Regions from separate parts of the Mus musculus genome. Here region 1 is linked to region 2. A link is a loop called in an ENCODE intact Hi-C map of the cell type or tissue named here. Cell type or tissue: left cerebral cortex. All regions are shown on one strand. Each heading gives the region's core, and the rest is flanking DNA. Links, peaks and the distances in the headings are about the cores only.

Region 1 (16,140 bases), core at 3,429-11,428, 460 kb after region 2:
ACATTGTTGGCTTTTTTAAAAGAAGGGGGGAGTTTACCTTTTTCTTGAAAAAGTAATGGGTACCCGACAAGTTTCTTTCTGTGAACACATTAAACACTATGAAATAATCTAAGATATATGGGAAAGAGGCCCCTTTTTTCTCTTTGACCCTTCCCTTGTGTGTTAGCCACCGTCATCAGTGGAGTGGCCCAGAAAGTGAGGTAACACGACCCCTCTATGAATGTGCTTTGCATGGGAACACAACGAAAATTTAAAATAACTGGAATTGGCTAAGAATGGGGGAGGGTCTCTGTAAAGTTTGGGGGGACATTCAGGGTTTGGGGGACTGTCTGTGGAATGTCCTGCTTGAACTGTTTTCTTCCTAAGGGACCAGAAAGTAGGTGTGACTTTGTCAGTCACTTACTTGGAGGCACCAAGCTGATCTTTTCTACTTTGGAGTTTCCTCTGAGTGACCTCCTTCCCCCCTCCCCTAGCAATGAGAATGGGCCAGGAGAAGGCAGAGTGTAAATTCTCCACCGTGACTCTGTCTAGGACAGAGCACACAGAGCACACCTGGACTGTGTCTGTGTTTCTCTAAATGTCTAACACTAGACACACGTTACAGAGGGCGTAGCTAAAAAGCGATGGACAGACGCTGCACAAGGAAAGCACAAACATCTTTTAATTATTATTCTTATTTTTATTACTATTATTTTAATAGACAAGAGATATGTTTGCGAAAGAGAACTCAGGAATGAGTTGTTCCCTCCCAGACTAGCTCCCAGCAGAAGGTGCCGGCCCCCCTCCAAATCATTGGCTGGAACTTTGCAGTCGGAAACAAAATAGATACTGGCTCCCAAAGGTTCCTGTGTCAGCTCTGAAATGAAAAGTGTCAAATCTCCTCTTTCTGCCCAGGTCAGACACAGTGCCCACTTTGATGAGTACAAGCCAAGCTGGCATCCCCTAAGAAAAGACTCCTGTAATGTGCTGGCAGGGAAGGAGTTAACTTGTCATTTACATTTTTCAAGTCTGAAAACCCACCCGCAGAGTTAAAGACAAAGTCAACAGATCTAATCATAAAGTGGATGGCTCCCCAAAACTAGCTCCGAAGTCTTAGTGGCACGGCCTTGAGACTCTCCAGCCTAAGAATGGTGAGAGGAACCATCAGCAAACAACATGGTATCTAAAAACCGTTTTCAATGAACAGCTTTAAGAGGAGAGAGATTTTGGATTTTAAAACTGAGCCAGCAAGTTTAATTTCTATGTCGTATCCCCTGAGGATCTACCCAAAAGGGCTTTAAAATGTCTCAGCCCCAAGGTAAAGACCTCTAACCTCTTCCAAGAGTTATTTAATAGCTGTCCTGTGTGTTTCTGTGAGTTTTTGGTTTCTGCGGTGATGAGAATATAGGGCCTTGCAAGGCATGCTTGAGGTGTATGGCTCTCCAGTGCTGGGGTGGGGGTTGGGCCCTTTGAGGACCGCTTCCAGGAATCACCAGACCTTGTCCTCAATGCTTTTTAACCAGAGAGGTGTGTGAAGCTATCAGCCTCAACTATGCAGTCTTTGGAAGTGGCCAAAGTACCCAAAGGCACAGAGTGGCTAGCATCTAAAATGGGCTCTCTGCTTCTCAAGGAGAAGGGTCTGGCAAGGTCAGCAGTAGTCTAGTGTTGTGAACTTGACCCCCCCCCCCATCTCCTCCCCAGGCTTTCCTCCGGGTCTCAAAGAGGAAGCCCACAGAGGAGAGGTGGAAATGAGGGACCAGGAGACCAAAAGAGAGATCACTCGCCTCTTCCCTTTGTTGTGCAGTGTGAGCTGGGGCATCAGAGGGAAACAAAAGCCCCCAGAGAGGGAAATCTCCACTTCACTTGTGTCTCCCTCCCTTTGCAGACCCTTGCCAGAAAACCAAGACAGGTGACTGGGGATAAAAATACGTAAATATACATGGAGACTTGCGAGATCCCAATGTGAATGCCTTACCTTACAGACAGACCATCTGCAGGGAAAGTTACATACTCTTGATTTTCTCCAGGTAGAAAGGCCTGGAAAAGAGACAGGAAGAGAAATAAAATAGGAAGGGTTTGGGGTGTGGGAAGCTTTATAGAACACTGTATATGCAAGCTGGTGTGTATGTAAACAGTCGTTTCTTCTACCCTCCGTGTGCCAGAGCGCCCTTCGGGGATCCTGCTTAAAGCTGTACCTTGGCTAAGCTGTATTTATGCTCAACATGGGCATTGAGTGAAAAGCAATTGAACCCACAAACCCTGCAACCTGGCTGTCATTTGGAAAGAGCAAACCAGGTAGTATACAGAACTTGTCCTGATCCTTGCCAGTGGGGGTCAAGTGTCTTTCTCCCTTTTGAACTCTGTGAATCTGTTACCCCTTCCATGCTAGGGGAGCTTACTCCTTGACCAGGCTGTGGGGCCAGAATATTCAGCAACAGCAGGAGATCACTTTCAGAACGCTTACATTTTAGGGATGGGTATGGGGAGCTTGGCCCCAAAAGCCATATGAACTGTGTTTATGTGCCCAGACCAGTCAGAGAGACTTTGAGTGAAGAACAAGCATTTGGTAGGAAGATATCTGTAGCAGAGCAGTGGACCCCAGGCAGATTTTCCTCTGCAGGGGTAGGGGCAAAGAGAGTGGAGGGTCTGTTAGAGCTGCTGAAGGCTTGTTTTAACAAAGCTGTAACAAAGGCTTCCTGCAAACCTACTATCAAGGCTCTTAACACACACACACACACACACACACACACCTCTAGCAGGATGTCTCTAGCTACCAGGATATAGAACAGATTGGTTATCTTGAGAGCTGAGAGCAAAAGATGCCCATGGTTTGTGACTAGCTACCCAGAGCCTCAGCCTAGGTCCCTGCTATCCCACAAGCCTCTAGAGGCTTGGGTGGATGACTGTGCCTGGGTCCTTAGAGACTTGTTTATAGGCAGCTCAGCAAGGCCTAGGCCCATGCCTTGCCGTTTGGTTGGCTTGGTAAGGTTGAAGGCTGACTTGGAGAAGCAGGTCTCCCTGCTGAGGAAGAGGAAGGCTCACAAATAGAGAGGGCTCCTTAGGGTAGACAGGTGTCTGCATCAGTATGGCCTTTGTATGGAAAGAGCAGGCTGCTGTGGAAAAGATACCTCTCCAAACAATGAGGTGGGGACCCACAGAGAATAGGTAGGGTTCCCAAGCCATTAATCCTGTTACTTGCCCACTGCTTTAGCACTGAGAGGCTGGCAGGGACTTAATGAGACAGATGAGAGAAAAAGAAACCATAACAAGCCACTCTACAGCTCCACAGGGCAGGCAGGGTGAGTTCCAGGTGTGGCTCCCATACTCCCCCTCCAAGTCACTGGTAAAAGCATTACTTTGGGAACTGTAGAGTGGAGTTCGATGCACAGCAAGCACATAATGCAAAGCTCAAAGCTGGTGTTCAAGTCCAGGAGCAAAAAGGATACAACTTTAGTAAAAGGTTTGACAAGTATATATGAAATGCAGTCAGTGACTGTCCCTCTGATGCAGTCAGTGACTGTCCGTCCCTCTGATGCACGGTGTTGCCTTTCCTACCTCATCCAAAAGGAAACCCAGAGACACTGCCACAGACCTCCGCAGCCAGCTGAGTCTCCCAGCTCTGCTGGGGTACAGAGAGGAGCCCCGTTGTTCCCGATGCTGCCCTCCAGAATCCTCACCCACGTTTCCTTCTTCTCATGGACCTGAACTGCTTTGGAATACCTAAGGGGTGGTCCCAGTAGGAACTTCTAGAAATTTCTGCCAGTCAGACAGGCTTGGTGAGATTTCAAGAGGCAATGAATCACAAGGCACCTCACCCTTGGTTATATGCAAATGCAACTGGGATGCATTTTGGATGATCAGCCCCGTATACTTTATGCAACTTAATGTGTCTCTATCTCATCGATTTGATTTCTCTAGTCAAAAAAAGAATGGCAGGGGGGAGAGGAACGTAAGAAAAGTAATGTTAATTTCCAACTGTAGTTCCACACAAAGAGCCAGGTGGGGAGGACAGGGACAGAGGAACTAGCTTCAACCCACATCAAATAAGCCACCTCCCCTCCCTGCAATATGCAACCTCATACCACAAAGAAGAAAGGGAAGTGGAGCTGGCATTGTTGGTCTACATGAAAACCCAGATAAAAGTAGATGCCTTCTATCTATGGAAATCTTTAAAGTAGTAGAAAGTTTTCTTAGAAAATATTCATTTTCATATTCCAAGATTGCCGAGGAACTGGTCAACTTCCCCTGGCTTACCTGGCATCCTGAACAATAAAGGCTACCTATGAGGATGGCGAGGAGGATGCCCTACTAGTGGATAGGTTTTCTATCTCTGAAGGAAGGATGCTTCCTCCTTACCTGTCTATTTCCAAGGCAAATTATGAGTTGGAAAAAAAACCTCAGATTCTCAAACCAGGTGCCCCGAGAGGCAGATCCTTCACTTCCCCATCCTATGGACCTCTCTGGAATAGGGGCAGGTATAAGGATCCGTTTTCCTGGTTACTTTGGGAGAGCTCTGTCCTCTCCTTTATTGTGGAATCCTAAAACTCAGAACAAGTGAACCACAGAGCCATCAGACCTGGGGCCAGCCACTCCTGCTTCTTGTCCTCTGGATATTACCGGTTTCTAGTTTGTCTAAAACTACACTATTTCTAAAAGAGAAAGTGATTGTTCTTTTATTTCTATTTTTTTTTTCCTATCTGTTCCCAAGCCCTGCCCCCACTCTACCATGGACTTGGTAGGAAGGCTCTGGAGCTGTGGCAAGCCCTGCCTTAGCTTCTTGTTCAGCCTTTCACGGCATCAACAGGGGATTTGTTCTCAGGATACTTAGCAACAGAGGACATTTGCTGCTGACCTGGAAGCTCTCCTATTAAGATGTGCCACTGGGGTGAGCTATCCACTGAAAGCAACATTAGTTTTACTTTCAGGACCTCACACAGGGTGCCAACAGCCTAGGCCAGGCAAAAAAAAAAAAAAAAAAAAAAAAAAAAAAAAAAAAAAAAGTTGTCCCTAGGGAATCACTAAAGAAAAATTGCCGGGGCACCATCCCATTCAAAGGAAGTTTCAATTTCAGTGCCCTTTGGATATCAAAGACAGAGAGAATTCCACGTCAACTCTTACCTGTGGAGGACACTGTCCTTCCCTGTTGCACTTCTTGGCCAACCCACCATGAGAGACACCCCACTGTAGAGCAATTAACTCTGACATAATAGGAGTGGGGAGGAGGCCCACGGACTTCTCATAAGGGAAGAGGCCACCCAGTGCTCAGAAATAATCAAAAGCTTTAACGCTGCTGAGCAGAGGGGCTGCTAATCCCAAGCAGCTCAAGTGTGGGCCACACAGCCTAGCCATCTATGCCCACAGCAGCCTGGCAGGTATCTCAGAAGTAGATGCATGTTGGGACTGTGGGCTTCCACCCAGGAGCTGAGGATCTGGGTAGGTGTCTTGAGCAAGACAGACTTCATTCTCCTTGCCCTGGACACCCAGATTCTCTAGAAAGCCAGGACTGTGAGCAGAGGTGACATAAGAAATAACTGGCCCCTTCCAACTGCACCACTGCTCACCTTGCCTCTTTCCTAGAGGCGGAAGAGCCTTTCTTTGTAAGTTGCTCCGTTTTTCTTACTGTGGACAGCAATTTAATTTCCTCCTTTGCCCCAAGCCTTGCACACACAACTGAGCAGGGATTTCCACTTGGGGATAACAAGAGGCTGGCATGGAGACAGAGGGAAGTGGTGGACAGCCTCCTGGAGGTAGCCTTAAGACTGGTAAAACTTCTCTGATACTTTCCCCTCTCCAGACAGCCACAGTCTCAGGAAAGACTCACCAAATGCCATGTCAACCCCGGAGCAAAAAGAACGTGGAAAACGTAGCACTAGTTCTTCATTTTCTCCTTAGCTGTTGAGTTTCACTTGTTCCTCTCACCCCATCTGTGGTAGAAGTTAAAACAACTTGTCCTTTTAAATAGATTTGGGTTTTCAGCATTACTAGAGTACTGGGAGAGAGTGCTTGCCCCAATTCCACATCCAAACCAAGTCGGTTGTAACCAGCCATCTTCAATTATGCTCTCCATAACTCGACAGAATCAGGAATCAAGGTACCATTAGGTACAAGAAGCAACAAACTTTACTAAAAGAAACAAATATAATATTGACCACGGATACATACAAACTCCCTGAAATATCATTTCTACTCTTCTTACTTCTTGGGGACAGGGGTAGGAAGTGGAGTGGGGAGGGATGGTGTAAAAATCTTAGCTGGTTTGAAAAATAACTCGATCATATTGTCTGAGTTTAAAGTTCTCAAGTCTAATCATAAGTAATAAAGTTGTTAATAGTTGTAATTGGTTTCATTGCTCGATGTAACTGGTGTTTTATTTGTGACCCAACTAAGCTTTGTAGCAAAGTACAGGTGGTTCAGAATCCATAAAAGGGAAGTTATTCCTTCTCAGGCAACTTTTCCCAATAGAAGGCAAAGTGAAGACGGCTGTCTCACACATTATCTCCTCTGCTTTGCTTTTTTTTTTTTTTTGAACACTATAGATCTAGGTTTTAATTTCTCTAGATGTGTGTGTGTATGTGTGTGTGTGTGTGTGTGTGTGTGTGTGTGTGTGTGTGTGTGTGTGTTTGATAGACCTGAAGATGCGTGGCCATCGTGCGTGGGCTCTTGAAAGCAGAGAAGAAACTCAATGTACTCAATGTACACAGAAAAGAACCGCTTTGCTAGCTAGATCAAATGCCCGACCAAGTTCACTTTCCATCCCTTCGCTGGAAGAGGGTCACCCACTGAAAGCGAAAGCTCCGGGGATTTGAGAGGGGCAGCAAGGACGGCTTAGCTTCCTAGGCCTTCTCCCAGTACTCTCTCTTCACACCCCGCTTCAGAGTACTTCTCAGGACTTCCTAATCCGAGGTGCCCACTACGGACTAGCTTCCCCGCGCTCTCCTCAACTCTTACTGGCTCCGCCGCACCCTGGACTCACCCCACACAGTCGGTCCGCTCCATCCAGACTGGAAACAGGTCTGAGTCGGGCAACGCTGGAAGCCACATCTCATCAACACCAATCCACACCAGTCGCCTAGATCTAGGCTGCAGAGAAGCCCGCGACACGCTGCCAATGATGGTGGGGGCAGGGAGGCCATGAAGAACCGCAGCCTCCAGCTGGGTTGCGGCTTTCTTATGGAAATGACCCGCGCTGGCCTACTGGACTCAAGCGGGTTCCATAGTCCCGCACCCCATCTCTCCAAAGCTTTTCCTCCCGCAAACCCTCATCCTCCTCATCCTACCGTGGCTGAACTGGTGGGGGATGAGCTAGAGCTACGCCCCGGCCGCAGAGCGCGGGCCGGGTCTCCCCTCGGCCCGACGGGCTCCAGCTCCGCATTAAATATTCATAGCAATCGCTACTTTCTTAAAGGGGAACCCGCCGCGCGGGAAAGTTCCCAGCCAGGGGGACTCACAAAGGAAGGTGTCTGCTCCCTCCGGTCCTAGGGGTAACCGGGCACACAGCTCCTGAACACTTGGGCGAACAGGGAAGGGAAGGGAAGGGAAAGATCAGAGTACCCGCTCGCCTACAGTCAAGACACTTCCTAGAGACTGCGAAAGAAGAGATATTTGGAAAGCTTTGGAAGCCCCGATCACTCGTCGCATAATTATTTAAAAATAAGTGGTCACATCTAATGCTTCAGGGTTTCCAGGGCCTTTCATTAGTTTCTTTCATTTTATAGTTTTAAAAGGACGGTGGTTTGACTTCATTCAGGCGTCATCCGCCCGGGGACCAGAAAGTTTGCTCTGTATTGCTTGAAACATGCACTCGGGGAACTTAGAAACATCACTTTGAGAGCCTAAAACAAAACCTGCACCTGTCCCATGGCTGATGTGCAGAGCTGGAGCTTGAGAACTCAGAACCCTTGTGGGGGTACTCGTGGGGAGAATTGGTCTGAACCCCAGCGCCACTGCTCAATTCCAGGCCTCTTTCTTCCAGAGCACGGAGGGCCTGCATAGATGTGCAGTCCTCGGCCTTCCGGAGGCCGAAACCCATCTGCCAACTGCTCAGCAGGGACCAGGAGAAAAGCGGAATGGGAAAGGAAGAGGAAGCAGAGAAAGTTCTGGGCCCGCTGCGGAGGAGGCCCTGCCTGGGATGCACCCCCGCCCGGGGCCAGCTGACCCGTGACCGCTCCTCCTGGTGCCAGGCGACGCCCGCGCCCTGGTGTGCTTTCACCCCCACATCCCCCCCCCCAGCCCCCCCCCCCCCCCCCCCGCTCACGCCCACTCCACACTCTCTCTCTCGATAAGGCTCTTTTTGTTCCGGACCAGGAGCACTTTCACAAATGGTTAGAAAGTCTTGAGCGCCATCTAACGGGAACAGCAAAAAGTTGAAAGTGGGTGGAGGTTAGGACCTGTGAGGTGCCCAGGCTGGGCTCCGGAGAGTCCTTTCCCCAACTCTATCCACACTCTCAAGCCTTGACTTCCCTTCTCTTACTCTCACAACTCTCGTCCCCTAGAACTCCAGACTTGACCACTCTCGCAGGCTCACCTTTCCAGAGCCCTGGGGCAGTTGTAGGCTGCTTCTTGGACCTTCTCTTCCACTCCTGGTAGGACTGCTTGCCAGGTTCCCTGGTGTCACACCTGCCTGAATAGGGTTCTGGTATCATTCAAAGTCTTTATGGTTTTCTTTTGGGCCTGAGATGGGAAGTCTCATGAATTCGCATGAGGTGCGCTGGTTTTCTGAAATGAAAACCCGTGAGCCTAAGCTTTTGCAGACAGAAGGAAGCAGAAGAATAAAGGTAATAGCAACCACTTCAAAGTGTGCAATCTAGAGATTTAGCCTAGCAGTGGGTCTAGAAGAGCTGAAGCCTTTATCCAGGGAGAAAGGTGTGGACTGAAGCGCTGCCCTGGGGCTTGGGAGGGGCCAGTCTAGTGGAGTCTCACAAGTGGTATTAGTCAGGAATAGCCTTTGGATGTCCTGGGCAAGCCACACTGCCCCAGCCAGGAGGTGTAGCTCAGGTAGCGTCATGTGATAGGCATGTGATAGATGCAACAGGTACCTATGTACTCTCTCTGCAAGACAGAAGCCCAGGACAGACCAAAGTAATGATTGCCACACTGTCTAATTTGGTGAATCAACGAGTCTCTTTTTTGAAAAAAAAAAAAAACATAATGGGGTTACTAATAGGAGTATAGGTTAGGTGTTAATTAGATGGCACAGGGGTGACTAAAAAGCAGTGATGCCACAGGAAGCCCACTCCTGACATGAGACATCTGAAAACTAACCATTGCAGCTTTCTCTGTAGCTGTCAGTCATCTCCAAGTGGGAACTTCTCTTTCTAAGTTTGTCTAGTCGCTCTCTACCAGCCCTGCCAACTCTTTACACTTCCCATCTTACGCCCCCCACCTTTATTGTTAGAAGAAGACCTCACAAATCCTTCAGGTTTTTGTTTCCCTACATATGACCTTTTGTTTACCTCCTGATGGTCTTGAGCCTTGCCTTCTCTCCTGAAACAAACGTTTCAACTTGGAGGGAACATACCATACAGCAGGGGCCCCTAGTAGTCTCTCCCCCAAGGGTTCCTAGTCCATGTGAAAGTCAAGGGTCCTGTGTCCTGGAAGGTCCAAACTGGGGCCCTCCTAATCAGGACAGAATAGCCTGGAAAGTATCCTGGAGAACATGTAGGTGGGTGGCAGAAAGACTTGAGCAGATGAGCAATCAGGGAGAGAAGGGAGAAGAGGTGACTCCCAGGTCCAAAACCATCCTGCAGCTTTAATAGCTGCTCTGGCCCCTGAGGTTTAACAGCACAGGGACCTACCTATCTCCACAACTCAAGTACAAACAAACGAACAAATGCCTACAGGCAGCCACAAATCTGTGGCTGGTCCTGGGCTGGGGTCTGAGCTGCAGAGTTGGGCAGGACTGAAGCTTTCTGCCCACCTTCTAGAGTGTACAAAGGTCATTAGAAAATCCGGTTCTCCTCCTCGGTGGAAAGTGTAAAGGTGGTGAATGTTATTAAGGTGGTACGATGTGTGCGACATACAGCAACATGTACCACTTCTGCTCTGTTGACTGTGCATGTGGTAGTTCAGTTGGAGGAGGCACACTGACATTGCTGAGCAGCCTCACCAACACCCATTTCCAGAAGTCCTCACCTTGCCAGTGTGAAAGTCTATATCCGTTACGTGGCAATTCCCATATCTCCTCCATCAAGCCTCTGGGAAGGTCTATGAATTTAGCTTCATGTTAGTAGGACCATACAACATTAATTTTTTTCTTTCTGATCCATTTGACTTTATGTGATATCTTCAAGTTTCATCCATGTTATAGCATGTACCAGTGTTTCCTTCTCTTTTAACCTGCTTATATATCTATCTATTGATGAGTTCCTGGTTTATCTTCCACTTTTGGGTACTGCAAATAGTGATGCTATGTTTAGAGGTATGCAGAAACCTCAAGTTCCTGCTTTCAATTCTTGGGTCTATACTCAGAAACAGATTTGCTGTGTACTATAGCAATCCTCTTCAGAACTACAGGAGGAAGCTGCCTGGTGTGTTCTATAACTGCTGCATCGTTTTTTAAAAAAGACTTATTTTATTTACATGAATACATAGTAGCTATCTTCAGACACACCAGAAGAGGGCATTGGATCCCATTCCAGATGGTTGTGAGCCACCATGTGGTTGCTGGGAATTGAACTCAATACATCTGGAAGAACAGTCAGTGCTTTTAACCTCTAAGCCATCTCTCCAGCCCCTGCTGCATTGTTTCACATTCTCATCTACAGTCCATAGAGATTCCTGTTTCTCCGTAGCCTCCTCAACACTTGCCAGTTTCTGTCCCTTTCAAATAGTGGACAATGTAACTGGTATAAAGTATAGCCTAGCTCTATAAAGTATAGCCTAGCTCTAAGGTATAACTGCTCATAACAGTTCTGAAACTTCTCTTCCTTTTTTCTTTTCCTTTCTTTTTTTTTTCCTCCTTTTGAGATGGACTAACTTTAAGCTTTCATCTCTCCTCCCTTCATCGCCCCAAGTACTGGAATACCCATCTTGAAATATTTTTAGATGTAACCATAGCAAAATGGATGCTGGGCATGGTGGCAAATACCTGTTATCTTAGCACTCAGGAAGGAAAGAGACAGGGAATTCGCTGTAACTCTAAGCCAGTCAGGGATACATCAAAACAAAACAAAACAAAACAAACAAAAACAAACCAAATCTACAAACAAAGAAGTCTGAAGTAAAATGAGGCGACATCAACAGAGCAGTTATATATCAATATATCATTTCTAGAGAGTGAACACAAGACCTCATGCGTCCTAGGCAAACTGAGTCTTATCCCTAAGACTGGCTCTTACTAGATTGCTCAGGCTGGCCTTGGACTCACTTTGCAGTCTAAGGTGGCCTGAAATTTACATTCCTGCCAGAGCTTCCCAAGTGTCTGGGATTACAGGTCTGTACCAAAAGCCTGTCGAACAAAGCAAAGTATCCATAGGTTATAACAGTGGAAATATCTCAATAATGACAAGGATTTCCAGTCTCTGACCTTTTAAATTCAGGTCTAGAAACAGGAAGAAGAGAAACGATTAAGATAGAGGAGAAAAAAATGGATATATATTTTTTGATGATTACATTTTGATCCATCCTTCCAATCAGAAACCAGAGAATTGTGGGGGCGTATTATTAGTAAGCCCTATTCATTTCTTTGTTACTAGAAGGAGACCTCTCTAAGTTAGAAAGGATGGGGTGGGAAGGGTTCCTCCTTGTCTTCCTAGATTCTTTGATATATTCAAATTGAAAATGAGAGAGACAGCTAGTGGTCCAGACTTTGGCTATGTGGGTGCCTGGTGGAAATCTTTGAAGTCCTTTTGATTTTTTCTAGAAAGGAGCTGAGAAATGGCGAGATGGTAACTATGTATTCAGGAGACCTGTCCTTCTGTAGCAGGATCCCTTGTACAGAGTCATCACAGGCCTCAGGATTGTGCCTGCAGTAACCTCATGCCAGCCTTGTTTAATATTTGTGTGAGGTATACCAACAAAGTGCCTATTATTCTTTTATTTTCCGGTTTTTATATTAGTCATCCCTTTTTTACAGCCTGGGGAGACAGGTTAGTGTTTTTATTTCCCACATGTAAGGAAAAGCATCAAGAGTGGGCACAAAATAAGAAGTGGAAACAGCTCTGATGACAGGGTCACGGCTGGGGCTCTCAGCCTGAGCTGCAGCTTGGCCTACTGAACCACACTGTTCTTTCACCTCACAGGGTGGTTGGCACAGGGCAGAGATGAAAGGAGCCAGAGCAGCAAGCCCTGGCAGCAACCACTACCTTCTCTCTGCCACCAGGCCAACTGCACCACTTGCTGGGTGGTGAGGGCTCTGTGGCAGGGTGAAGGAAGTGAGTTGGGAGCCCCCTTGGGGCAGGAGGTAGCGGAGGCAGCTCTTAGTACCTCGGTTCTGATCATCTGTCTGGCCCTCCCCTTTAATTGCTGTGTCTGCTCTCCGGAGAGAAGGATGATGCTTCGCCTCAGGAGCTCTGTAACTTAAAACAAAGGAGGATGCCTGGGCTGTGGCAGCTCACAGGAGTCATTTCCTCTCCCTCATTAAAGCTGCTTCCAGGAGAAAGAGTAGCTCCTGGAGGCCCTGGGACCCCGAGACCTAAAAGCCCACTGCAGTACTTGGATCCAAGCCATTTGCTTCTAGAGAGAATCATGTCGGGTAGGAGCTTACTTTTTCCATTTGCAATGGCTTATTAAGTATAAGCATCTCTCTTCTCTCTGTTTACTGAGTTATTAGGTCTCCCTCCAACTGACCCTGCCAGAGGAGATAGCCAAAGTGGATCCTTAACACACAGTTACCCTGCAAAATGTCCTTCTCATAAACCCAGGGACCACAGCCAGGACTGTATACTTCCTTTTGGAATCTTTTCTGCGTGGCCAGCAGAGGAAATGCCCATAGACAGTAAATGGGATGAATGCCACCCATGGTTACAGGCTCCATTCTAGCTACAGTGTGCAGAGACTGGAAGGAGCTTAGCTGGGGGGACTCAGTCTCTAGGTTCCATTACTTTCACCAAGTCTTTCCGAAGTTGTACAGTTGCCCTGCCTTAGAAGGGTGACATTCTGTCCTGATGAGACAAAACACAAGTGGCAAATGACAGTGCTCTGTTCCCACCTGGCAGGCAGTGAAAAACATCTGGGAACAGGAAACCAGAAAATATTCACCAGGTAGTGTCTGGTTAGTCATTGGTCACCTGGCTGAGCTGACTGGTAAGAAGGACAGCTTGGTATAAAGACAGGCCAGCTGTATTAGCAGACCCAGCATCCATCAGCTCCACTAAAAGGTCACAGTGGAAACAAAATCATGCAATTTACCCAAATTTCAGAGGTGGAATTCAATTGTCGGGCTTGGTCTGGAAATGAGGATGAATTATTCCTAACTAAGTGGATTCTTTCTCCCTGGTGCCAATGTCTTTACTGTGATGTGGGGAATACCCATGGTACACCACTGACATCCCTAGATACACTTCCTGTCTGCATAGATCATAGGCTGCATGATGTGACTCAATAGATTCCCACCTGGTGCATATTCTCAAAGGGAGCTCAATACTCAGATTCTGTACTGTGTTTTCATGATAAACCTGGCCATCAGACACTTAGAATTCCTGCTTACTGTATGAGTCTAATATCATCTTAACCTTGGTAGAATATGGGGCTTGGAAAGACTCTGTTTATACAAGTTGTAAACTTGCCAAAGAGTTTGATTTGTTAGTCACCCCCTCCTTACTATCTTCTCACAAAAAAATAAACACAGTCACAATATGCAGAATGTGCTTACACACAATACAGACATACCTAGTACCTGCATACAATGCATATAATACACACAGAGATGTATGTAGAGAAGAAAGGAGAATGTGCAAAAGGGCCAGTGCCTCAGGTTCCCTGGGCTCTGATCATGTTTTCTCCCCTGTATACCCTGCATCCCCTGTATCCAAGAGGCCAGAGCCTATAAAAGACATTGCTGCCAAACACTATCGGTCAAGCGTAGTGACCTCTGGTGAGAGCTTGTAGAAGAGGCCAGAAAATAAATTTTCTTTTCATTAGTATTCTATTTGTTCTGTCTTTATTATTTTCTGTTTGTTTGGCTTTGCTTTTTATGGGATATGGTTTCTCTGTCTAACTCTGGTTGTCCTGCAAGTCACTTTGTAGACCAGACTGACCTTGAACTCTGAGATCTGCCTGCCTCTACCTCTGCCTCTGCCTCTGCCTCTGCCTCTGCCTCTGCCTCTGCCTCTGCCTCTGCCTCTGCCTCTGCCTCTGCCTCTGCCTCTGCCTCTGCCTCTGCCTCTGCCTCTGCCTCTGCCTCTGCCTCTGCCTCTGCCTCTGCCTCTAGTACTGAGATTAAAGGTCTGTGCCAGCATACCCAGCTCTTTATATTCTTTTTCTATAGGATTTTTGGGGGAGGAGGTTATCTATTTTAGCTAAGGTAAGAGAAATCATGAGAAGCCAGATATCCCCATGTTTAAGGTAGTGGCTACTTTGTTCTCTGCAAGTAGAGTTGTGAGCAGTCTGGTCAGAGCATCTGAGGCACACAGGACTCAAAGCAGCTGCCATTCTCCCTCCTCAACAAGAGGCTGAGGTACAATGTTGCACTCAGCTCCAGGCGTGAGCCACAGTGAGAGGAAGACAGGCAGGAAGAAAGAAAAGAAAAGAAACTATGTTTCATGTGCAAGTAGGTGCATCTTGCCAGAGAATCAGTCCTTTCAGCAAGTCCTGGGGAGGACGTTAAGGAAGGAATTCAGCTGACAATGTCAGGCTCTGCATTTACATGGTAACAATCACAGGTCTGTGATACAAAAGAATACAAAATCACCATACAATTGAAAAAAAAACACAAAAAAACAAAAAACCCCAACCCCTCTCCCCAAGGTTCTGAATGTACTTTGTGACTGTTCCGGGTGGCTCTGGGCCAATACCTGTCCCTTCTCATCCAAGCACATGCGGTTCCTTCTCACATTAGTGATATTTCCATAGAGAATTTTGGGAATGCTACCTTATAGTTTATTCCTCCTCCTTTCTGTGGTTCGGATTTACGTTTCAGGACATTATATTTTCAGATTCATCCTCCCCCTTGCCTCCAGCCCCTCCCCACACAGACAGATTTAGGGCCACCTGTTCTCCTCAGAGCCAGGAGAATTGAAAAGATGCCTCATGCCAGACTCCCCTCCATCCTGCCATCACACAGCACCCTCTCCAGCGTTTCAAGAGAAGGTTCCCTTGGGCTTCGTGTCCAGGTTCAGTGCTTGGGTAGAAGGCTGTTGTACAAATATTCACTTGGCCAGGCTGGGTGGAGTTGGGACCATAGGAGACCCAGTATTTCAGGGGCATCCCCAAGTCCCCAGCTGTCCAAATTTCCTGCCTAGTACCCCACCTGTCTGTTTCCATCAGGCTGATAGGTTGTGACATTTGTACCTATTGCTGGGGACCATGCATTTCTGGAAGTGTTCCGATGAGTCTAAGTCTTTTTTTTTTCAGGCTGTGCCGTCGAAACCATTCTGATCTATTTGCTTTTCCATACTAAGGACTAGGAGTCAGGGAACAAAAGAGAGACAACACACACACACACACACACACACACACACACACACACACACACACACACACCTTGTTCTGTTTTCTCCTTGTGCTGCCAGCCTGGTTCTTTGTGAATTTCAGCAACATTCTCCCAGCATTGCCTGGCAGCACCTGTCACCTCTTCTGGGGTCAACAGGTAGGGTTAAGATGTGTCTAATCTGGGCAGGGTTTGAATAAAATCCTGTTAGATAAACTCATGCACTGCTACCTTGTCCCCTGAGGCAGAAGTCTCTGAATTAGACTTGCTTATCACTAGATTTCTCTAAAGAGTCAATGATGCAAGGATATGTGTCAGAAACAACTTACTTCATTAATAGGGTGGACATATAATTTCTCATTGATCTTAGGTTGTTTTCAAATAAGGGAAACATAGTTTATTTCCTACACAACCAACCTTCTTTTAACCATGCTGTATCCTCTCCTGTAAAATAGTTATGCGTGCACACATACACATTTCTTTCTTTTCAAACTGGCATTTCAGCTGGTAGCCTTGGCTTTCTTCAGGTGCAGCATCACACGTGTTCATAAGGAAAAAAACCCAACAGATTTTCT
Region 2 (13,897 bases), core at 2,015-10,014:
ACTGTACCCATGGGCATGTTTTCCTTGGCCACCCATTACTGTAGCCAGGCTCACTGCTGGGTAAGACTAATAATTACTTGCCTTTGGTGCTACAAAATCAGCCAACAGGGATGAAGCTCCTGGTCAGTAGCTGCGTGTTGTTTGTTTGTTTGTTTATATTCTAAAACTTAGGAATGTTGTATCTACAACAATTAGGGTCTGGAAAGTTCTGCAGTGTAACCAGGAGTAGTGATAAAATGTCTGTACTGTTTGGGAATCTATGGCACCATTGACCAACAATTCCAAAAGAAGTGTCCAATCCTGACACTCAGCTGTTAATTTCTTAGTCTTTGGTGTCTAGTAGGGATACTATTAGCCTCCTTTTATAGAAATTCTACTTTAATTCATTTTATGTGTGTGTATTCTACTACTAGAAAAGCTTATGTGTGTGTGCTTGTATGTGTGTGTGCATGTATGTGTGTGTGTGTGTGTGTGTGTGTGTGTGTGCATGTGTAATAGATGTTGGTTTCCTTATGACTTCAAATATGTGGAAGTTTTATTTTCATGGTTGAAGAAATAAAACTGTCCTAGAACATTATGCCATTTCATAGCTCTATCTGTTTATTTTATAATTTCATGCTTTCTTTTCGTCTTCCAGTCATACTCGTTGCAATGCTACTGCTATCCTCAGTGAGACAGGGTGATGCTATAAGCTGTTAATCAGGACATGTCCAAGAATTCTGGATTCTGCCAGGGATAAATGGTCCACTGGATGATCTTCTCCACAAGCAGACAGCAGAGACTTGACAGCCGTTAATAAGTAACCAAGTCCAAGCTACCCAGCTGAGGTGGTTAGAAGATGTTTGAAATCCACACTGTCATTTCTTCTTGCCACAGACCTTGCAAAGGTTATTTATACAAACAAACAACAACAATAACAATAACTACTACAACAAAACCTTTGTCTTGGGAAATGGCTCAGTGGGTAGAAGGTTTGCCATGAAATCTTGGGGACCTGAATTCAGATCCTGGTACCCTGGTAAACCTGGGGGTGGCAGTGCGCATTTATAATCCTCGTTCTGCTTCAGTGAGATAAGACTTGGATATTGGAGAATCCTGGAAGTTCACAAACTGGCTAACCTCTGGCCATTGGTCCTTTGCTCCAGGAACTGAGCTCCTGTTTTCAGACTTATCTCATCTGGTACGCACTGGTCCATCTTTCTGGCTCTCTGATTTTGTTCTTTTTTTTTTTTTTAATTTCTAAACCCATGCTTTATTTTAATATACAGCAATATAACTCACATTTTAAGTAACTCTATGTTAGAATGATTAACTTTTGTTTTGATTTGCTTTTTTCAAGACATGGTTTCTCTGTATGTAATCCTAGCTGTCCTGGACTCAGGAGTCCGGCCTCAAACTCACAGAGATCTGCCTGTCTCTGCCTCCTAAGTGCTGGGACTAAAGACATGCACCACCACTGCCTGGCTGATACAACGGGTCGATACACTTTTAAACAGAAGAAGAAAGAGGGTGGGAGAATTATCAGATTATGTACCTCTCCAACTCCTCCCCCCAAAAATTGTTAAATCAATCTTTCTAAATGGATCAGTGCCACGTATGCATATCAGGACTATTGGTCAATGGAATTAAATTTTTTTAAATTTCATTCTTAAAACAACAACAACAAAACATGATTCTGCAGTTTCAAGTTTCTTTATTATCTTATATCTTCCTTTGAATTTTGTTCCCATGGAATTCCAGGAGCAGAAGTCACAGGTGGAGGATGGGGTACCAGAGTGGAGGGACTCCTCAGAAGGCCACCCTGCCCGACCACACTCCCAAGTACAACTTGAGGGCTCAGAGACTCTCCGGGTCTCAGCCCACTGCTTTAACCCTAAATCACCTCACATTGTATCTGTGAGCATTTTAATTGATGAAGAACATGGGAGAAGTCTCCAAGGAATTTAAATTTGCCATTCAGAGAACAAAGATCCCACTTCTTCCCTTCCCTTCCGTGTCTTTCATGAGGTCTCTGCATTCTAAAGCAGTTAGGATTTAGTTACACAGTCTGTCTTTTCTCCAAAGCATATAAGTGTAAGTTTTAAAAATAGTTTGGATCAAAAACATTTCTTGTAAGTGAAGAAACTGAGGTAGGGAGTGACTAAGCAGTTTTCTTGGGACACTCATGACTAAGCACAGGCTCACACGGCCTTTGGGATTTAATTTATTCCAGAGAAGGGCCAAGTTCCAGACTATGCAACTTGCACATGAAAAAGCCACCCAAACAAGACTACTTTCCTGAATTTTAAATAGAAGACTTAAATTGCTCACAAGTAAGCACAAATTTCCCAAGTTTGACTGTGTAAGATCCTTCAGAACAGGCACAAAATGGACAGAAAACGAAGAGAATGGGAAAACAGGCGCACACACACAGAAAAACCTCACTTTTTAATAATATTAATGTTACATCGTATAATGCTTTGTACATACTGCAAGATGAAGTAATCTTTACCTTCTATATATAGTTCTTAAGCATTGTTACCAATAATTAATGAAAACATAATTCAACACATATATTTTCCTTCTGAAAATTCTAAGATCAATCATATAATGTAAAATAGATGTAATCCAGACTTAACCCACAAGCCTTAAATTTTATTCCCTACTTACCACTGATCTGATCAAACAAATCCTAATGAGTTTGTTACATAGTAGCATTGTACATTTAAGTGGGAATGATGGCTCAGTTATATTTTAAATTCTAGGTTGTCCCTTGCCAACAGAAACATAAGCAATGTTTTACTAGGATACTTGAAGGGTCCCAAAGATGTGGCCTCAGCAACACAGATCCCAGGGACTGTCAGAAAGCTAGCACGCATGGAAATAAGTCAGTGGTTGGAAGGAAAAAAAGTTTGGAAACTACAGACTCAGCCAGGTGAGCAAAGACACAAGATGAAAGAAAAGAGTCCCCAGCATGAAGGAAGGGTCGAAAGCTCTTCATGGAAGGAAGGCACCGCATCTGCAACTTGTGAAGGGCTGCAAGCTAGACAGACGGTCTTCTAATGAGCCAGACGTGGGGAGAGTACAGGGAGGCTCCTACTAGCAAAGAAGCTGGAGCGGCACTGCCATGGTGCTCTCTAGATATCAGAGTATACGGGTCACGGTGCGTTTTTAATTTTTATATTGAGCTTTACATACATGGGGGTATGCTTGTGCAACTGCAGCAAATCCAACTGAAAACAGCTTTGGATGTTTATGTAAAGAGGGAAAAGATTCAAAGTTTCAAGGACTTTTTAATTGTTCCCCACTGGCAGTTACTATTTACCTACAAGGGGAGTTTTCTTTCTGGTGCCTACATTGTTATGACCTAATAGATGTGATTTTATATTCTCAGTGTTGGTTCATAAACAATAACATAGTTATATATTTTTAAGTTTTCTGAAATAGAAATTCAGCACTATGAAAAAGACAAAGAGTCTTCAAAGCATAGAAATAAAGGTAGCCAAACTGGGACAAACGAACTGAATGCATACAAAAGAGACTCTGTAATTGGGGTTCTACTATGCCTTCTCCCCCAACTTAAGAGAAGAAATAAAAAATGGTTTTCGAGCACTGGCCTATCTATACATTAAAAATTGTCAAGGTTTAACACAATTTTATACTATATGATGGCTTGAGAGGAAGTGGATATATGCATTCATTTCCCCAAATATATCACTGAAGGCAGTATTAGCAATGGAAAGATTCTCGACCAAGAATTATTTCTTTCTAGAAAAAATATGGATGAATTAACACCATAAGCTTGAAGTGGTAATTTTATGTTAATCATTTCTACATTTCAGAAGGCATCAATACTTTGGGGCATTGAGTGTATGCTCAAGTGTATGTGCATTTGTGAGTGAGTGTGTGTGTGTGTGTGTGTGTGTGTGACAGAGAGAGAGAGAGAGAGAGAGAGAGAGAGAGCATTGTGTGTGTATATGTGTGCACTCCCATGTGTGTGTACGCACATAAATGCTCTTTGTGTGTCTGCTTCTCATACGCAGGCAGGGTTCATCTTAGCAAATTCCAAAGGAAGAATTAAATGTTCTTGACATTCCATCTAATAGACAGTGGGTGGCATCATCTTAAGCAGCACATGATGGAGGTTTGAATTTGGCAGTATTTTCGTTATTTGGGCTACAAACTCTACCCAAATTTGAAGGACTTTCTACATTAGTAATTAATAGGGCCCCATTATGCTAACTATCATCCAACTTAGGACATCTTACAGGAAAGATAAGAGATGAATAATTTGAAGTAATTTTCTTGTAATCATGCCAATCACTTGAGCAAAGTAGTTATTAAAGGAAACGGTACTATGATGAATTATAGGACATCTCACATTGAATACCTTTCTTATCAGCTACTTATAGTCTCTGATGCTTGAAAAAGGGCAAACAAGTAGATGCCTGTTCCGAATAACACTCCTGTTATTGTAAATAGAGGTTTGTTTAGTAAACCCTGCATTCTAATGAGGCATGAAAGGCATCCTTTACCTTCCTTCTGCCCATCTCTGAGCAGAGCCGAAGTTCACAGGCTTTGCTCTCCCTTGGAAAGGAAGCAGATGAAGCTCGAATCACCTTTGATGACAAGAAGCCCTTCCAGTTCAGATCTGCTGAAGTGATTAGACATTATTTATCTAATTAAATGTTCAAAACACATCATTATTGAAAGGAATAAATTTAGTACATTTGTTGAGCGGTGTTAACTGAAATGTAACTGCACATCATTTGACTTTTTAACATTTTATTATATCTATTAAGTCTTTCTGTGCTTAATTAAATCAACTTATTTTTTACAGTTAATTTAATGTGATTTCATTTTCGTTACGGAGTCTGAATCAGATATTACAGAGAAAGCCAACTGTATACACAAATTAAGCTTTGACTCCTCAGGTGTTCTCCTGCGTCTCATTCAAGTTTGCTATCTCAGAATGCGCACCATGATTTCGAATAGATGTTATTTTTTACACAGAGGAAGGCTCTTTCCTGATCTTTGGTATTATTTTTGAAATGCAGCTGTTTCTTTAAGAGTAGAGGACAGTCATGTTAATACTATTTTGCATCCTAGATCACAGTCACCACCTTGATCTAGGTCAGGGAGCCATACTTTTAGCACTTGGGGAAGTAAATAAAAGCAAGAATGTGAGACCGTGGTCAAGGCTTGCTGCCGCACTGCCATTGGACTTCTCAGTTGTTCTTCTAGGAGCAGCGATGTTTAAAGATCAGTGCTGCGGCTTCTCAAACGAAGTAGGTAATGAACAGCAAGGGCCGGCCAATTGGAGGCACAGAACTCACTAGTTCATTCTGACTACTCTATTCAAATGAGCACAGGTCTGTGATTGCATTAAACAGCACTCTTCTTGTCCCAGGCAGGAACCCTAAACTGTGAAGTGGGGAAAAGAAGTGGAGCAAGATTGAGGCCATAATGATAGGTGTCAATCAAGTACTGTGGATGGTGACACCCAGGGTGGAGTGCGGCATTTTGGAACATTTAAATCTGCACTTATAATCTCAGATGGAGGTTATAGCTGAAAATAAACAGGGGAGGAACATTCAAAGGTTGTAAATTCTAATTACGCATTGAGATCAGCTTGCAAAGCTTTTTTTTTCCCTCCCCCAAATGTTGGGCTGTTTCAGATTCTGTCTGCTTTCTACTAAGAACACCGAAAAGGAAGGTTTTTGAAGTCTCATCTGACAACCCGGATGGAGAATGTAAAAGGTAGCCAAAGACATGGTTAGGGGGTCTCCTTTCCTCAACAGAAAACAATGAGGAGGAGAAAAAAAGTTTAAAAAAAAAGATAAAAGAAAAAGTGAGCTTTTGTGTGCCTAGGTATCCTTCCCAGCCCCTGCAAGGCCTGGGGCATCACTAGCCACGAATCCCTCCCCGAGTTCCCGGTCCTCATTCTGGTTTTACCCCATGGCCACTTGGACTGGCTTTGATTCCCCAGGGTAAGTGTTCATGATCACAAATTTGGCCAAAAGATTTTTCATTACCCTCCAACATTTCTTTTCACCTCCAACCTCTAGGCAGGACCCTGGCTTTCCCTTTGGAGCCAGGAATATAAAGACACGGGGCCATCGGGCTGACCCAGAGGGCCCAGCTGTCAATCACAGTCTCGCCATCTCTGCTGCCTTTCACACCAGGCAGCTGGACCCATCGCTGTCAACCAGGTAACAACCCCCAGACAATAGCGGCCTGAAAGCCTGGTCTAGACACTCTTTTAGCCACTTACTCGCTGCTCTTGGCAGCTGTTGAAGCATAAATAAGCAGTTTGTAATCAGAAAGCTGACATCATCGCAGCGCGGCTGAGAGGGGAGACTGTTCCTGGGCACTGAACGGTTTTTTTCTTGTGTGTGTATGTGTGTGACAACAGATTCCGGGGTGGGGATGCAGATTTGTGCCATGCTAAGCTGGTCTTTCTTTGATTTACAGAAAACAATTGGATCAGGTCCCCAGCTCCAGGGAACACCAGGATTATTTTTTCACGTTCAGCTCCTGATGGCCAGTCACATCGAATAATAAACTGGGTACCAATGGCACATGAGCTCTGCAAAGATGGAAACATAGCAGGGTGGATTGCAAGTTTGGATAGGGGAGGTTTGCTGGGCCACGGGGTAACTCCTCAGCCCCTGGCAAGGTACCATGTAACAGTTTTGGTGGGGGACACACAGACGGGTTGCTGCTGCAGGAGAGTCTGCCCGCCCTGCAAGACTGGTGGTTTCAGGAAAAGCAGCAGAGAAACTGAGCATGCTTATTTCTGTTTCCCGTGTCTGCGCGTGCCTGTGTGTGTTTCAGGACCAAGGTCTGCCTTTCAAAGTGACTGGCAGCTATCCTCAAGAGAGCAGAAGATAGGAGCCGTCCACCAGAAGCACTAACTACCCTATCACCTCTACAGCTAAGCAGGACCTCTTGTAGATTTCCCTGTTTTCCCCAACACTGGCTTTGCCACTAGAAAAGGGAGAGGTAGTCTACGTTATTTGCTTATCATAACGGATTTCTTATCATTGTTTGAGGTTGCTCCCAAAGGAGTGAGGGCTTCTTGGGTTTCTTTTAGCACTCGGGTTCTGATTGCCCTGATGTCTGCTGGTAACACTGGACTCAAACCCTGTTGGTCCATAGCGGCCAAATCTATGCCAGGACGCTATAGACCTTCCCACCTGAATAGCCCATTCAGGTAGTTATGCCCATCTCCAATTTCCTCTACCAAAGGGGGAAAAAAAGAAAAAGAAAAAGAAAAAGAAAAAAGTCCAGTTCTACAAAAATATTGCCGTCCTATCTCCCTGAGGGGCTCTGGTATTAGTTTGTTCTAAGTAGCTCATGATTTAGAATACAAAGGCATTTCCAGAGTGCATGTTTAACAAAATGACATAGCAGATAATTGAAATTTATTTGCAATTTTCAAACTACAATAAACACAATTCTCCTTTTCTTTCATTAATAATCGCACGGCTAATGCATAGCAATCCCTCTGCAGCTTTTACAAGCAAACTTGAGCTGCCGTGCTGTAATAGCTGGAAAAGTTAATGTAGCTTGAACGAGGTTTCTAATTGTCCCTGTCTCTGTCATATTTGTCTACTTGAATGGTCCTAAATACCACAGCGATTAATTACTACAGAGCAGGTATTACAAGATGTTATCATCTTTCCCCAACCGTCTGGGTGAATGGAGAGAAGGGGAGATTGTTACAGTGTTTCATCTCTGCTCTTCCTGTAAGACACTTTAACCAGAAGATTTAACGTGTCAAAGTTAACAGCGTTTCTAGCAGATATTCACATTCTAATTAAAGATTAAGAACGTAGTACATTACACTGTGATTTGTCATACATGGCTTGTTAAATAGGAAACCTACCGGGATTCCCTAACATTTTATAAACATTATTCAGGGCTTTTAATGTGGGCAAAGTGAAAGATTGTTCAACTGCATTGCAGCACAGAAAGCAGGTCGCCCTCAGTCCCTCCCCCACCCAACTCCCAATAAATAACAAGATGAGACAAGTTAGGCTGCTGAGAGGCTGGCTTGCACTGGAGGTTCTCTTGGAGCCATGAATCACCTCTGGTTAGTATTTGGTGGTAGAGGGAAGATCTTTATTATTAACCCTAGACTCCCCTCGTTTCTTCTTCTTTTATTTCTCTCTCTCTCTCTCTCTCTCTCTCTCTCTCTCTCTCTCTCCCTCCGTTCTTTTTTTTTTTTTTTCCACTTTTGCTTTTGGCTGCCCGCTAAGTAGAGGAAGGTAAGAGTCTTTGTTTGAATTGGAGTGCCAAAGGACAGAATAAAGATGAAACAGTATTTCAATATGCAGCCACAGCCTTCAGCTGCTTCCAGCAGCCCTGATCGTACCAGTTCCGGTACTAGTGGTACAGGACTGGTTCACATTCGAAGATTGCCTGCGGAATAAATTAATGAGATACTGGTCATTTGCATATTCACGGTTGCATACTAGGTAGAAAGCAAAGGCCAGGTGTGTTGAATTTGGGGGTTAGATCTGCTAAGAAGTCACATCTTTCTCTTCCTCAGAAACAGGGTGCCCTAACAGTAAAAACAATAGTAAGGCGAAACTCTTGCTTAATGAACACTCTGAGTAATTATAGCAGCAAGGCAAGGAGGGTACGTTTAGCTTACAAGCCCCAGTGAAGCCAACATACTGCCCTAGTTATAGAGAGGCCTAGATGCAATAGTTCAGGGGTATAAAGAGAACAAATCCCACTGGCTCTCTCTGGATTTTAGGTTTTAATTATGCTGGTGGTGTGCATTCGTACCTAATGCAAAATGATCAATTGAAGGAGACCTTTACATTTGTAAACATTATTATTGACTGGTTGCCAGTCTAAGTTGGAAAAGGGGAAAGCTGTTCTAAGAAAATTACTGGCAAACCCAAATAGGGGGGATGAATCTGGGCTGTTTCAGTAAGGAGTGTGGGTCTCTCCACTTCCTCTGCTAGTGGCTGCTGCCAGGGCATGGGGAAAGCACATTGTTTAAGGCATTTGTATCTCACTGTGGAGCTAAGTCTCTGTGCAGCTGTGGGTCCTGGCTTGGAAGCTCCCTCAGAGATGAAGGACACATAACATACTCTTCAGGACCCTGGGACCGTTATAACATACAAGAGTGACCATTCATGGTTTTCAGGGCTGTCTCAAATTTTTAATATTTTGCTTTTATTTTATACAGCTAGATATTTTTTCTTTCAAAATTGCTTTTAATTTTTTCTTTCAAGAAAACAATTGAACAGCACCCAAACTCTAGGAACTGAATATCAAAATGAAAGTATAGTATAATAAGTTTTTTTTTTTTTTTAAATGATGCCTATTTACTAACAAGTCCCACTCTCCCTATTCTGCCTTCCCACTTCACAGGACCTCTTCCTGGCCAAGGCAGGCGGTGACCCTTCGTTAGACACAGTGTGCACACACACAGCAAGTGTGCATGCATAACAAACAGATGCCCACGGATCCCACAATGGGTTTTCTCTATACAGCTGAGTCTTTTTACTTAATTTAAAGATATTATTGCCAACATCTAAAGCTCTTTTTTTAAAAAAAAGAAGACTTTCTTCTCATATTTACAGATAGTCTCTGAATATGAATTATTTAAGTGCCTTCCCAGGGAAAAATCAAAGAGGCTCTTAGTGCTGTTTAGAACTTAAGCTTTTAATTTATTTTATCAAGGCTCAGAGGGTACACTAATTGTCAGGACAAGCCCTCCACCCCCCTCAAAATAATCTGCACATGTTTGAAAATTCAATTTCTTTTTTTCATATACAAATTTTGGTGTGCTCACTAATACACAGAAATCAATTATTTCTGTGGTACAGTTACATGCAGGAAACTGCATACCCTCCTAAACTAAAGGAATATAGATTTATTAATACATATCTGTAATATCTCTTAAGGATTTTTGAACGTGTTTTTCACCTTGAAAGGACCTGCCTGAAGCCTACACAGCAGCGAAATCATTGTAGTCCAGTGTTTTTTTGTCACACACACAGAGAGCACAGATTTTTTTGATTATGTAGATTTCTTTTCCTACTGCAGTTTCATATGCAAAGCATGCATCGGCCACATCCATGCTATCTCCTAAAGCAGTCATTCTGAAACCCAATCTGGGGACAGTGCAGACTAAATAAAATTTCATTTTGATTTGGCCTCCCGCTGCGAACGGGACTGCTTTGTCTCGGCCGACAGAACCAGCAAGCCAGAAAGGTATGTGGCGTTTTGCATGGCTGGTGGTGTGTCTGGAAGCTCAGGATCGCCTCTGCTCCTGGCTCGAAGCTCTCCCACTTCCTGCTCCCCTTTTTCTCTCAGCACTGTGTGCCTTCTACCTGCCGGGCAGAGCGGTGGCTAACCCGCACCAGTTGTTGACTTTGGCATATGTTTAATCGCTCCTGTGGCTGTTTGCATCCCCCCCCACCCCACCCCCTCCACTGTCTTTGTTATTGTTAAGCTTTGGTTTTTGTTTTTGTTTTCTTTTGTTTTGTTTTCTCTGCCTCTATTTTCTGTTCTTGTTTTTTTTTTTTTTTTTTTTTTTTGTTTTTGTTTTTGTTTCTGTGGGTTTTCTTCTTCTTCTTCTTCACATTGGTCTTCCATGGTTCTCAAGGTGTTGAATGCTAAAATACTGAATGAAAGGGAAATGGTGTAAGCGCTGTGCTGACGCTCCAGAGATTTTACTGGAGAATTTGTCATGCTGGATTTTATTGTAAATTTGAAGATGCATTTAACAGCTTTGAAGGACTTTAGCATTCATGGCCCTTTGGAGTCTCCTTGGCAGAAAAGAAATCGCCCATTTTAGAGGAAGAGGGAGACAATAAAATAGAGAATATCTTCCAAGGGGACTGGATTGTTTGGTGTGTGTGGTGTGTGTGTGTGTGTTCGTGTGTCCTCAAATGCATTGTGGCGTTTGCCTGTGTCCCCAGCTCAATATGGTCTCTTTTGAACAATGACCTTCACTTGGTGTCATCTCAGGAGAGGCCAATTGTGTCAAAGCTCTTCTTAGATTTGTCCCACCTTTCAGAGAGCGGATTGGCGATCAAGGGACAACCTGCTGTGATGTTCTCAGAAGCTTTTCACACAGTGGCTGAGTGCCAGGGGGATGGCCTTCCTGGGAACTCAGTTTTCAAGTCCGAAGGTCTCCTTGGGACTGTCACTGCCCTTGACCAATTCATAAGGTGCTGTGAGGGAAAGATGTGTTTCTCCCTGGTTTACATTAATCTAAATTAGATTATAGCAGACTGGTTAAAATGGATACAGAGTAAGTGAAAAATAAATTGCTTAAGAGGAGTCCAGGGAGTAACTTCATTGTGACTCAGGAGTTCTGCACAAGTAGTTCCACCTAGGAGATGGGAGAGTGAGTGAAAATATCAACTAGCTTCACGGGGACCTCACCCCCTTACCCAAAGCAAACACAAAATAGGTCATGTCATATAACTTTGTACAGAGTCGGAATTCACTTTTAGAAAGCCCAAATAGTGCAGTGTCCCAGCCAAGGGCCTTCTGCCTCTACTTGATAAGTTATTGACATTCAGAGGTGAGCTCTTTGCCCTGTAGCACATCGTGTTTATGCCGTGGCACCTCCAGGCTTGCTTCCGGCTTCTGCTGAGCAGGAGTCTTGGGTGTGGAGGAGACGCACCCACAGCACAGTAGTTTGCAGTGAGGCTCTGCTACTATGTTACCTATGTTACCACGTGAAACAAATGGAATAACAAAGTGTAAGTTGAAGATGTTGGAGAAAGAGTAACAGGAATATGAAGCCATTGTGTTGCTTAGTGTAGTCATCACCATATATGAAGAACTTGGAGATGCTAGGCCTTGAAGGTTTGACTCAAGAGATGGGTGGTGCCTAACGCTGATGTGTGTCTTTTTGCTATGGCCTGACTACAAAAGCTACATGGTTACTTTGTCACTGTTCACAAAAATGTACAAGTTTGGTTTTGTTTCTAAAAGGCCACTTATTTAAGCTATATGACTTTTCTTTAAATTAACAACTATTAAGCAAGAATGCCCTCTTGAAAAAGCAGAATTTAAATAGATATATTTAAAATATAAAATATAAGACATGGAGGCACAAATGTTTATATTTTGAGTATGCGTAAGTTTATAAATATTTAGAAATAATGTGCACATACATATGAATATGAAAAGAGACTGGATTATTTATTTAATGAGAGTCAGCAAGATCATACTGAGGATAAAAGTTGATAAATCTTATATATCAACTAGTTGATATAAACTATATTATATATATATATGATCTAGTATATCTAAACTCTAGTTTACTGGATATGAGTAATATGCACCAAGGGTTAGTACTAAGCAACAGAATATTAATTGATATGTTCACTTTGGACTCATCTGGATTCTCTCTGAAAGAGAAACTTATTACAATATGATTTAAGCTACCATGAGTTTGGGAGGAGGGGTCGGTAAAAAAGCAGTCAGGATAATGTACCCCACCTCCCTTTGTGATATCTGCCGAACCTGAAACATATCACACCCTGAGTTCATGGACTCCATAAACATGCACTTCTGTGTGTCTTCCAGCCCTAAATACAATCATTGAAAGAAATGTTGACAACTGTAATGGAGTCTGTTGTGGCACATTCCTATTTGTTTTGTGGGAAGCATCATCTAGCCTTGCACATTTCATTATCTAGGTCTGTTTTAATACAGAAGAAGGACAGCTAGCAAGAGTTTCACATGCAGTCTGGCCTAAGGCAGAGAATTCAAGAAGCTATCTCTTGTACTGTCAGTCTCAGAGATAGCGGTGGTCAAGGATGTACATGAATGGAACAGTGCTGAGTGAGAACACAGAGGGCACATGTATCCCAAGGTCCCTCTCTTCCTGCTACCTGGGAGCCATCATTTGTAGGAGGAAGAGATTTAAAGCTTGCTGATCCTCACCTGTGGGCCCCAGAGACCACCTAGTCACAGGGATCCCCAAGGAAACTGGTTACCATGGTATGCTCAAACTTTTCAAAGAGATCATCCAATTCACAAGAACCTGTGCACTCTAAGAAGGTCAGAGCTCAGTCTCAGTCTCTCTCTGTCTCTCTGTCTCTGTCTCTGTCTCTGTCTCTCTGTCTGTCTCTCTCTCTCTCTCTCTCACACACACACACACACACACACACACACACACACACAGAAAGGGCCTAAGCAGCTGTGAAGCAGTCACTATGAAAACCATAATAGATGTTCAGTTAACTTACATGCTGCAACTACTTCCCAGCTACAAAAGTTAAAAAAAAAAAAAACGTCCTAACACAGAAACTAGAGGTAGATTGATTTTCCAACCCACACCATTTGCATAGAATTCATTTTATATTTCCATAGATGAGACCAGCAAAAGTCAGTGACTAAAGGAAAAGGCAAATGGAATCCTGGCCCTGACTCTGGTGAGGCACCGCTGAAAATAACAAGCTCTTTCATAATATTCCTCAAAGTAGGATTCTTCACCTGGCCTTATGATAAAGAAAATTGCACTATCTTATACAAATAAATATATTCAATCAAAGGTCATTTACTGTGACCACCATGACCATCTTAATCTTAAAAAGAACCACAGTATTTATAGGTATGTAATAAGAGACAATATTCTAGAGCCATTAGCTCTGTGAAGAAGCATTCAGACATTTTCTTTACAATTAGGCAACTTGTAAAATTCCCACAGTTCAGAGCTAGATAGAGCTAGTCTTTGGACAATAGCAAACCCAGTTTTTCACTTGAAGATGGGACTTGTGAAGTGTAGTGAGAAGCCCTGCCAACCACAGCTTACCTGGGCCAGGAGATGATCCTAGATCTCGTGGGAATGTCCAGCAAATTCTAAGCCTAAGATAGATAGGCCCTAGAGATATGTGGACATTCTCTATAGCATCTTCTCTAAGAACAG

Evidence for each region. Hi-C counts contacts between places; a loop is a spot of excess contacts. Peaks named below come from ENCODE experiments on the same cell type or tissue, not always from the same donor. Only the 100,000 strongest peaks of a DNase experiment are listed, where the experiment ranks them.
Region 1: it touches region 2 in a loop (4-fold over the local background); 3 of 42 quality-filtered maps call a loop at or near these places.

What each region holds. Positions count from the first base shown.
Region 1 is chr1:42,706,403-42,722,542 of GRCm38, forward strand. The region is part of intron 1 of Gm46091 (predicted gene, 46091); the gene reads left to right. It overlaps Pantr2 (POU domain, class 3, transcription factor 3 adjacent noncoding transcript 2), which reads right to left and starts at 7,052. Exons shown (of 4, transcript NR_110495.1): 1 at 6,953-7,052; 2 at 5,801-5,903; 3 at 1,955-2,016; 4 at 659-856. In left cerebral cortex, for the core only: a CTCF peak has its summit at 8,334; DNase peaks (open chromatin) are centred at 4,764, 7,079, 7,363, 8,091 and 1 more place; H3K4me3 peaks cover 3,425 bases; H3K27ac peaks cover 4,444 bases.
Region 2 is chr1:42,251,781-42,265,677 of GRCm38, forward strand. It overlaps Gm28175 (a long non-coding RNA gene), which reads left to right and starts at 6,072. Exons shown (of 4, transcript XR_865384.2): 1 at 6,072-6,191; 2 at 6,454-8,077; 3 at 9,373-10,218. In left cerebral cortex, for the core only: no CTCF peak of the experiment used is centred there; DNase peaks (open chromatin) are centred at 2,186, 5,296, 5,564, 6,417 and 7 more places; H3K4me3 peaks cover 2,589 bases; H3K27ac peaks cover 4,309 bases.